2 separate regions of the Homo sapiens genome follow, and region 1 is linked to region 2. Evidence: chromatin loops called from intact Hi-C (ENCODE). Cell type or tissue: mammary epithelial cell. All regions are shown on one strand. Each heading gives the region's core, and the rest is flanking DNA. Links, peaks and the distances in the headings are about the cores only.

Evidence for each region. Hi-C counts contacts between places; a loop is a spot of excess contacts. Peaks named below come from ENCODE experiments on the same cell type or tissue, not always from the same donor. Only the 100,000 strongest peaks of a DNase experiment are listed, where the experiment ranks them.
Region 1: it touches region 2 in a loop (7-fold over the local background); 1 of 110 quality-filtered maps calls a loop at or near these places.

The regions. Positions count from the first base shown.
Region 1 is chr5:19,612,883-19,618,283 of GRCh38, forward strand. The region is part of intron 5 of CDH18 (cadherin 18); the gene reads right to left. Among named protein-coding and RNA genes, the nearest start is that of CDH18, 370 kb to the right of the region's middle. In mammary epithelial cell, for the core only: no CTCF peak of the experiment used is centred there; no DNase peak of the experiment used is centred there.
Region 2 is chr5:20,569,774-20,575,174 of GRCh38, forward strand. It overlaps a transcript of CDH18 not described here. Among named protein-coding and RNA genes, the nearest start is that of LINC02241, 39 kb to the right of the region's middle. In mammary epithelial cell, for the core only: a CTCF peak has its summit at 2,925; DNase peaks (open chromatin) are centred at 908 and 3,008; H3K27ac peaks cover 949 bases.

The sequences.
Region 1 (5,401 bases), core at 229-5,228, 960 kb before region 2:
GTAATCCCAGCACTTTGGGAGGCCAAGGCGGGTGGATCACAAGGTCAGGAGTTTGAGACCAGCTTGACCAGTATGGTGAAACCCCGTCTCTACTAAAAATTAAAAAAAAAAAAATTGGCTGGGCGTGGTGGCGCATGCCTGTAATCCCAGCTACTCATGAGGCTAGGCAGGAGAATCGCTTGAACCCAGAAGACGGAGGTTGCAGTGAGCGGAGATCACGCCACTGCACTCCAGCCTGGGCGACAGAGTGAGACTCCAACTAAAAAAATAATAATAATAATAAGTACATGGTCCCTCAAGGGTAGTCCTGCCACCCTATTCCTAGTGCTAGTGTGCTGAACATTTTACAATTTGAGCTCCTCAGAAGTTTCAACTAAGGTGGTCATATTGATTTAAGCAGAGGCTAATTTTCATCTTTATAGAACAATTTACATAGCTTCCTGGCAGAGTTATCAATGTTTAATGATGGAAAACATTTGAGGAGTTTGGACACTTAAACAGAGATTATAGGCAGGAGGCATATTAACACGTATCAAAGACTAAGAAACTCACTATTTTTGTTAGAAAACAACTTTAAGGAGAACTAGATCTAAGTATTTAGGCAAAATAAAGAAACTGATAAGGTTTATTCTATAAATCATCTGTAAAAAATCACATTTTTTATCTTAGTAGTGCAAAGAGGGACGTTTAACATTTTTGCATGATGAACCCTTGGATTGAATAAAGAAATGAAAAATATTAAATACCCATCTGTGATTACGCATACATAAACACCCACCTCTACATACATAAATTTAATAGCTCTGTTAATAGAGTCTTACGTTTTAAAGTTAAAAACGCATATTCTGGAGGATAAAGTTTACTCAGGGTATATTAACTATGCCATAACATAGAATATTGTCCTCATGTCCATGAGATAGATTATAAACATGTGTATAAATATCTGTATATCTATGTGTATATATGTATTTATATGTCCATCTATATATGCATATAATTATAAAATATAAACATATTTGATCCTTCAAACATAAGTCATTTTTTCATAAATGTATTTTCATTAAAAATATTTGAAGCATGTCATCTTTAATAAATACACCAATGACTTTCAATCAAACTCGCACTTGATTAGTTACAGTACAATTCTTAAGAAGTTGTCAATTATAACTGTTACCTATAGGCTTTACCAAATACTTTTACAGACAATATCTTAATTTATGAGAAGGAGTTATATATTTATGTTAAAAATAGCCTTTAAAAGCAGAAAGGAGTATTCAATGACTTGTTTTGTCATATTTTGAATATAAAAAAGTAAATCACTATTTTCTTTTTTTTCTGAATTGATTGGCTAAGTAATAATGACTTTGAGAGGAGAGCCTCAGGTATCAGAAAAGAAGATCCCATAACTTTCACATATTGTGAACATATAATTGAGGGAATTCAGAAAAATTTTCCTGAAGCTAAATAGAAATGAAAATTATTCTTATCAAAATAAATTATAATAATATTATAATAAATGATTCATCTAACTCATGCATATGAAAAAGCCTCAAGCACCCTTATTAAAAAAACAATGTTTTATCTTACGATAATTACATTAGTAGGAATTGAATTGATACAGAAATGAACAAGCAAAGAACTTATGAAAGAAATTTATATTTTCTACCACTTGAAAAAAGTAAAGCTGTCTTTCCTAAGGAGAATTAATTATAAATAGGACTTGTCTTTGGTGGGGAGAAATATGAGATTATTATCAAAGATAAAGGTTTACAATAAAATCATTAGTGAGTTTTGCAAAATAGATATGTAAAGGTAAAACTAAGTATTATGAAGTGAATGACACATATCTACAACCACTTCCAGGATGAAATGGGAAGAAATTTGCCAGCCAAATTTGCTCATGGATAGAAAAGACCATATCCAAAACGGACACATACTTCTCTGAAAGGATTGTCTCGGGATTAATTTAAAATCACAACTCTTGGCTGGGCGCGGCGGCTCAGGCCTATAATCCCAGCACTTTGAGAGGCCTAGGCAGGCAGATCACGAGGTCAGAAGATTCAGACCATCCTGGCTAACATGGTGAAACCCCGTCTCTACTAAAAATACAAAAAATTAGCTGGGCGTGGTGGCACGAGCCTGTAGTCCCAGCTACTCAGGAGGCTGAGACAAGAGAATTGCTTGAACTTAGGAGGTGGAGGTTGCAGTGAGCCAAGATTGCGCCACTACACTCCAGCCCGGTGACAGAGGGAGACTCCATCTCAAAAAAGAAAAAAAAAAAAAATCATAACGCTCTCTTCAGGATGGCCCAGCTGCATGTGCTTAGCTATGACCCCTCCTAGAGACATATAGATAATCAGAAAGTGTTACAGCCAAATTGCCATAGCAACATGATTTCAGTAAAAGATGATCACTTTCTAACCTGGAACCCAGACGCATTTTCTGGGATCACTTAAAGTACAACTGATACACAGTAACTTCTTATTTCTCCTTTTAAATAGACTATATTTAGAGCAATTTTAGGTCCTTTCACTGTAAAATTGAGCAGAAAGTACAAAGAATTCCCATATACCCTTTACTTCCTCCATGAGCACAGCCTCCCCACTAACAGTATTCCATACCAGAATGGTACATTTGATACTATTGATGAGCCTACATTGACACATCATTACTCTCCGAAGTCCAGATTTTACAACAGGGTTCACACTTGGTGTTGTATATGGTATGGGTTTTGACAACTATGGCAACATTAAACTACTTCATAGTATCAAAAAGAATAGTTTCACTGCTCTAAAAATTGTCTCTTCTCTATCCCTCCCCTCCCTCAACCCCTGGCAACCACGAATCTTTTTACTGTCTCCATAGTTTTGCCTATTTCAAATGTTATGCAATTGGAATCATACAGTTAGCCTTTCAGATTGATTTCTTTTACTTAGTCATATGCATTTAAGATTTCTTCATGTCTTTTCACAGTGTGGTAGCTCATTTCCTTTTAACTCTGACTAATATTCCATTATCTGCATGGACCACAATTTATTTATTTACTCACTTACTGAAGGGCATCTACTTGCTTCCAAGTTTCAGTGATTAGAAAGAAAACTGCATAAACATCTACATATGGGTTTTTGTATAAACACAAATTTTCAACTCATTTGGGTAAACACAAATAAGTGTGGTTTCTGGATTGTATAATGAATTTATCTGAAATTGTGAACAGTGTTGAAATAAGTTAGGGGAAAATGGCAAACATTTATATCTTACCAATATTGTGATAAAAAATTTTTAAATTAAATTCAAGAGTAATTCACAGCCTACGTTCCATTCTCACAATGCTTAGCATAATAGCTGTCTTTTTTTTAACCGAATAAAATATATATTATGAGTAAACACACGCCTACATCCTCACCACACAGATACATACATTGATTCCCCCCCACCCAAATTTTATGCACGAAGCTACATTTGAACATAGTGAAAACATCAAGCAGAATGATCGTTTTAATTAAAAAAATTGGTTAAATGTGAAGCTATACAGGCAAAATGATCATATGCAATGATTTTCTCAGGAAATTTTCAGATTACCTTGTCCTAGCTTAACTATTGCAATGCTCCTTTTCATTTTAAACAGTGTGGCAGTTTGGATGATCAATTATTTTGTCATTCTAACTTTTAGAATATTGTTATTGGTTTTCAAACTTGTGTTTACAATTATCCTGAAGTTTCCTCAATGATCAAATTGCTCATATTTCAGTCCCCAGAAATTTTGATTTAGTAATCTGAAGTGGGACTGGCTTACACACATCTCCAACAGACTATTGCGTTAATCTCTTCAGGCTGCCAGAACAAAATACCATAGGCTGGGTGGTTTTAAAAACAGAGATTTATTTCTCACACTTCCAGAAGCTAGAAAGTCCAAGATCGAGGTACCAGATGATTTTATTCCTGGTGAGGTGTCTCTTCCTGGTTTGCAGATGGCCACCGTCTTACCATGTCCTCACATGGGCTTTCTTCTTTGCAAGCACTGAGAGGAGGATGGGGAATCTCCTTTTTTAAATTTTTTTGAGCCACTATTTTCATCATGAAATGACCTAATCTAAGCCTAACTACATTCCAAAGGCCTCATCTCCAAATACCATCATATTTGGGGTTAGGAATTCAACTTATGAACTCTAGGGAGGTCGGACACAAATATTCAGTTTGATTTGTGTGCAAGTGGTTCAAGACCATATGTTGCTGAATAGGCAACAATTAAAAAGGCAAAGTCCTGCCATTATGTTTCCATGCATTTCTTCACATTTTATCTTCATCATGTCATGCCAACAAATGTATATGTATAGGGATCAAATAGGCACATAATATACAAAATGATGTGCATTTTTCTCAATTGTAAAAGGTAAGCCAATGGATAAAGATAGAATAAACTATATAGACATAGTCCAAGTAAGAAAGTATGTTTTATTTGTTTGGTTGGCCATTTCTGTCATGTATCCATGTATCCAGTATTTGCAAAATAATTTACCCTTGTCTTTGATAAAATCTTACTAAGGGAACACTGTGTAGCCTTTCCATTTAGTACATTTTTAAAGCCAAAAATACAGAGCAGCAAAATTAATTTCCATAAATTACTGCATTGTGCATTTGTTTAAAAATAAAATGCTTCTCTTTTCAATACATCCTAGGTAAATGGTTACGGCATATTCTAAATGTTTGTTGGAAAGGCTTCACTGGCAATGTTTACTTCAAAAATTTTAACTTGAATTGTTGCCTCTTATTCTCTTGTGATGCTGGGTTGAATCAACAAGATGTGATTACCTGTGTATCATTTTGTTTTGTTTCTTATTACTTCCCTGGTAAACAATTGTAGGTGCCCGATTGCCTGCAAATTACCTCTGACTACTGTTTTCCAATCACCTTGATATGTAGGGGCTTGTAATTGGGAATTACTCTCTGCTGTACACAAGTTCATAACATTGAAAATGCATCTGTGATTATAAACATTACTTGTTGAGCTTGAGTCACTAGCCTACCATATGTTTATGCCTCCTGACTAATAATATTCATATAGCAGTAGATCCTCCAAAATGTTTTCTTGCATTTTTACCCACTAAAAAGAATCCAAGATGAAAATGTTGTACACATTTTGTTTATTAGATAATACCACAGAAGACTGCAAAATAAAAATGCCTAACGGGCTAGAACAAATAAACAAGCCTGCACATTTAAATTCTTACAAAAACCTCCAAGGTAGACACACATATTTATGAGAGAAAGTGGTAAGGTTCCTTCTATGTCTAAACTACACATGTGTACTTCTGCTTATTTTTCTTTCTTTTTTTTTTTTGAGACAGAGCCTCACTCTGTCACCCAGACTGGAGTGCAGAGGTGCGATATCTGCTCACTG
Region 2 (5,401 bases), core at 263-5,262:
CAAGATGACCTTCAGTAGATGAATGAATAAACAAACTGTGGCTCATCCATAACATAGAGAATATTATTCAGTAATAAAATGAAATGAGCCCTCAAACCATAAAAAGATATTGAAGCACTTTAAATGCATGTTGATTAAGAAAAGCAAATCAGCAAACCTACCTACCTTATTCCAACTACATGACATTCTGAGAGACAAAACTATGGATATATTAAAAGATCAGTGCTTGTCAGGTGTTACGGAGAAGGAACTGAAGAAGGCATGACTAGGTGGTGCACAGGAGAATTGAATGGCAATGAAAATGTTCTGTCTGATACTATAAACGTGGATATACCTTATTATATGTTTGTCAAAATTTATATAATATACATTACAGAGAGTCAACTCTAATATAAACTATGAACTTAAGTTAATAATGGTGAATCAATAATGGTTCTTCCATTGCAACAAATATACCACACTAATGCAAGATGTTAATCATAAGAAAAACTGGCAGAGGATGACTGGTATGTAGGAACCCTCCTCTTTTCCATCATTTTTTGTAAAGCTGAAACTGATTGGAAAATAAAGTCTGTTCATTAAAAAAAAAATGAAGTATGTGCCATAGCTGTTTGAAACCCATTTGCTTTGCCTGTCGTAAAACAATGTTCGCTATACATAATGCCTCACTACTGGATCTTCTCTCATTTTATTTCTGCCAAGGATGGGTGAGAATGGATAACTTTTAACCTATGAGTGACATTAGTATATCTGGTAGACAGGTAAATAACACTACTCTCTTTTACACCTTATTCATATTATGATTAATAAAATCATGTTCTAGTCTGATTCATTATCTTCCTCTATTCTCAGTAACCTGGGCCAAGATCCTCTCATTCACAAGTTAGAGTGACTGCAGTTTAGTAAACAGCAGGGCTGGCTCAAGGATGAAGGTACATGACTCAAGACAGAGTTCTAATGGACAGGAAATAATGCAACAGATGGACCCATCTGAAGTCATATCTAAGCAAAGTACAGGTGATTCTATTTCTATGTTATTCTGACTTTATAAAAACAACTATACCCAGATATACACACACATTCTCATCCAATCATATGCACACATAGTTTCACAAAGACAAATAGGCCAAGGAGTAATTTTGTAGAGAAAACAATTCGGTTCATTGATCATAGCAACAAGAGAGCAAATAGAAACCAACATATACTTTCTAATTATTAACATCATCTAAGTCCATTAGAGTAAACCCAATAGACATGAGTCCTCTTGTTTCCTTACAAAGCCTGATATCAACCTATTATATTAAAAATTACCCATTTCAGTTACTCATTTTTCTACTTTCCATATCTCTAGAGAGAATTTTTCTCATACTCTGTGAGACATAGAAATATTACATGACAGTGACACCTCTACGTCTTTACCATTAAATAGAAAACATGAATATATCCCTTTCATTGTTATGTTTGTCTCTTGATTCTTGGCCAAATTTCGCAACATACAAAAGTTTCTATACAGTTGTTGCATTTTCATTTATTTGTCTTATTTTCAATTTTAGCCCATCTCCATTTCTGTGCTACTTTAATATAAAAGATAATCTCTTTTTAGAAGACAGTAAAGTCCTTAACATATTTTATTTATGGTTCACATCAATATATAGCATCGGAATTCTCACTCAAGTCACATTGCTTAATAATTTATATTACCAAAATCTAATTTTGTGAAAAAGAACAGCATTATATTATATACCAGTAGATGGGGAATGATTTCCACAGAACTTTGTGTATTGTATATGCTTTGTATATTGTATATGCTAGTTGCATTCAAAATTCACAATTATCAAGGTATGTAAATTTTCAAACAGAGAAAAATAACTCTATATATTTACTCTGAAAAGACCAGTAAAGGAGATATCTTTACCATTTTCATATTTCCATTTTATTTGAGCAACTTCTACACTGATAAGTCAAGGAGCTATTCAATAAATGATTGAACTCCATGATTCATTGCTTAGAATTCCTCCTTTTCTCTCACTTCTCAAAAGAAATGTCACTCACATTGTGTATGTCACTTCTTTCTCTTTCCATGAGCTAGCACCATTTGAAAAAAGCTTAGACTGGCTAAGTTCATGGACTCATTATTAAATGCTGCGTAACCCCTAACCAAGTCCTGCAGTAAGAGAAGATCTCTAACTGCTGTAGAGATGGGAGGAATGTTTTTCCATTTATTAAGAAAGTCTACGGTGCAATTCAATATACATGGCTTTCAAAAGTGATAAGGGAAATACCCTTTCTTCCCGTAATACACCCTCCCATGAACTTCTGTGTATGTAATGATAACTTTATATAATGTCAGCATACAATATTTTCTGGAATTTAAAAATGCATTTTCTATGCCTGTGTGGATAGTAAAACATTCTTTTATCTTCAATTCTTCCATGTCTATTTTTGTAAAAGAAAAAAAAAAGGTAATATTCTCTTTTTAGCTGCCTGCTGATCTTGTCTCCTGAAAGCAAACTGCATGGAAGCCACAGTCATTGAGTTTCGGTGCTGTCCCTAGAGATGTGGAGATCATGTAAAGGATGTTTCTTCCCTCAGGTTTGGCCTTAATTTTATATTTTATATTTCTTATGATGCTGTTTGCATAATATATTATCTTTACATTTGCCTAAAATAGGTCATATTAATATTTCAAGCCGTTGTTATTTTCAAAGATTATATACAAGAATATTTTAAAGACAGTAAGTTTGAAAAGCATAGGATATATCTCATTTACCTGTGAAAATAAGGGCTTCTTATTGATCTTAAATGTTTCTTTGTGTGGGGAGAAGAATAAAGCTACTTTTAAAAGTATTCACATTATAAAAATAGGGAAAACACTTCAAGAAAGCTCTATAACCTCTTTCAGTGGTTTGATGAGTATAACACAGGAAGAAAGAGCCCCCTAATGGCTCAGATATCTATAAAAACAGAAGAGGTTGTACTTTCTCAATTCTTGTTTCACAATGGCTAAAATGAGTAATCAGGAAAGGTATGTGATACTATGGAAGCAAATGGAGAGTTGAATAAAAGGTCAACTAGAGCTCTCTCAACAATGCAAACAATAGTGAGAATCCCTAAAATGAATTGGTGAAGTAAGCTGTTAGATTTCAGACTGAGGGTGATGCTTACATATGTGACTCCTAGCACACTTGTCTTCCTCAATTATGTTTGCAGAGAAGCACTGATCTGGAATGCAGGAGACATATTCATTACACAGTTGGAAAGTGTGAAGTGTTTTTTAAAAACACTTTCTTTTTTTCTAATCATTGACCATTTCCTGTTAATAATATGGGAAATCAAATTTCTTACAGGAGAAATTACAGAATTTGTAAGAAAACAAAAAAGAGAATCAAAGTAATATTGAGTATAAGCTAAGAAGAATGTCCTAGTGCAAGAAGCAAACAGTGCTAAGAAATTAAAAGTATTTTTGAAGGAAGAGTATGTCTATTCACAGAAAAAAAACTTAGCATTGATGTTACATCTACTTATGCTAAAATTTTAATGGTCTCATAAAAACACACACAATACTATTAGAATTACGTTTTTTTTTAATTGCATATAAGCCAATATAGCCCATAAATAAGTACCAGGAGGACACTGAACTGTATAAAACAACTTGGATACTTAAGGTTGTTGCAACAAAAATTATAAAATTCAAAGTAATTTGTATATTAAACTTAAAAATGAGTAGAAGAATTAGTTAAAACAAAGTTACATCCTTGAATGAGATGTCAGATTATTTGCATAAATAAAATGGAATTATTAAAATACAATTTTGAATACAATTATTAAAAGCAATAATACAATTATTAAAAGCAATCTGAATATTATAAGCAAAACAATAACTAAACAAGGTTATAATAGATTTAAAACAAATTCTGTCTGTGAATTTGGCATGATACTGCAACAATATACATAAATATATGGTTTACAGTGCCAGTCACCATTCTCAGTTAACGGTTTGGCATTTGTCCCCCAAATATAATACTTAAAAGAAATATATATATATATATATATATATATATATATATATATGTATTTATATATAAAAGAAATATATATATGTATTTATATATATAAAAGAAATATATATATGTATTTATATATATAAAAGAAATATATATATATTTCTTTTAAGTATTTTATATATATATACTTTTTTTAAACAAATGACTCAATTTAAAAACAAAAACATCACTATTCTCTAATACATATCTCTCTACTTCCTAAGACCAACTGTACTTTCCAAAATTCATATCAACAATTCAGTTATTCACTTCTGATACGATTATATCAATAGAATACCAAGGTAGCTGTAATAATACTTGCATTATTAGGAAGCATCTAAATATCATCTCGCATTTAGAAGACAAAATGAACGTCATAAAATAGTGTTTTTTTAAATATGCATTTTTAATTAAAATATAAATAAGGGTGAATAAAACACACAAAAACAACTATTTAGAGTATGTAATAATTCTAAATTCAGACATGTGGGCTACTACTAAGGTTGGCAATCATGTTCTTTTTTGAAACGTTGAACAACATATTAAAAAGTTTTGCTGACTTATCACAGATGGCAGTTTGTTCTTTGATTAGAAGAGTGACTCAGGGAACTTCACTCAAAAGGACAGTCAGAGCAATTCTCGGGGTAAAATATCTCTTAATTAATCCAAAAGCAAACAAATTGACATAAAAATGTCACACACCATTAGAGTTCCAGTAAGCATTAAATAAATTCTTTCTGTCACAATGTTTTATCCTTAGCAGTTAATATCTGTGACCTATAAAACTAAGGTCAATCAAATACATCAGGACTGCATTGCCCCAGCTCATTATTTCTAGTCCAACCCATCAATTTCAGATATCATTTTAAAAAACTCTATTCTTCCCAGCAGAGGATTTAATATGCGCGAAGTTCCCATATATTCACAGATGCTTAACCCGCACGTAGCATCACTGACATGCAAAACATTAATTGATGCTACTGCAGGTAAGCAATGAACTCTAAAATAGCTAAACATCTCCAGAGTCACATTTCTTTGCCTTAGCTCAATACTTTCTTAAGCACAAATGCTGACCATCAATAAGAGGGCAGTCTAATGTCACATCATTTAACAAATATTGTGTTTGTATTGAAGAGTTAAAACTGCAATCTAAAGACAGATTTAGAAAAAAAAAAACCACTAGCAATCACTGAAAAGCATATGATAGCATCTACGTCTGCATAAAATATAATAACTGATAGTTAACACAGCAATGGTCCTTTCTTGATATGCTATTATTTACCAAAGTAGTTTAACAGCTAAAAACAATATTTATGAACATATTGTAAGGTTGTCACAAAAAAATGTACTTTGTATTA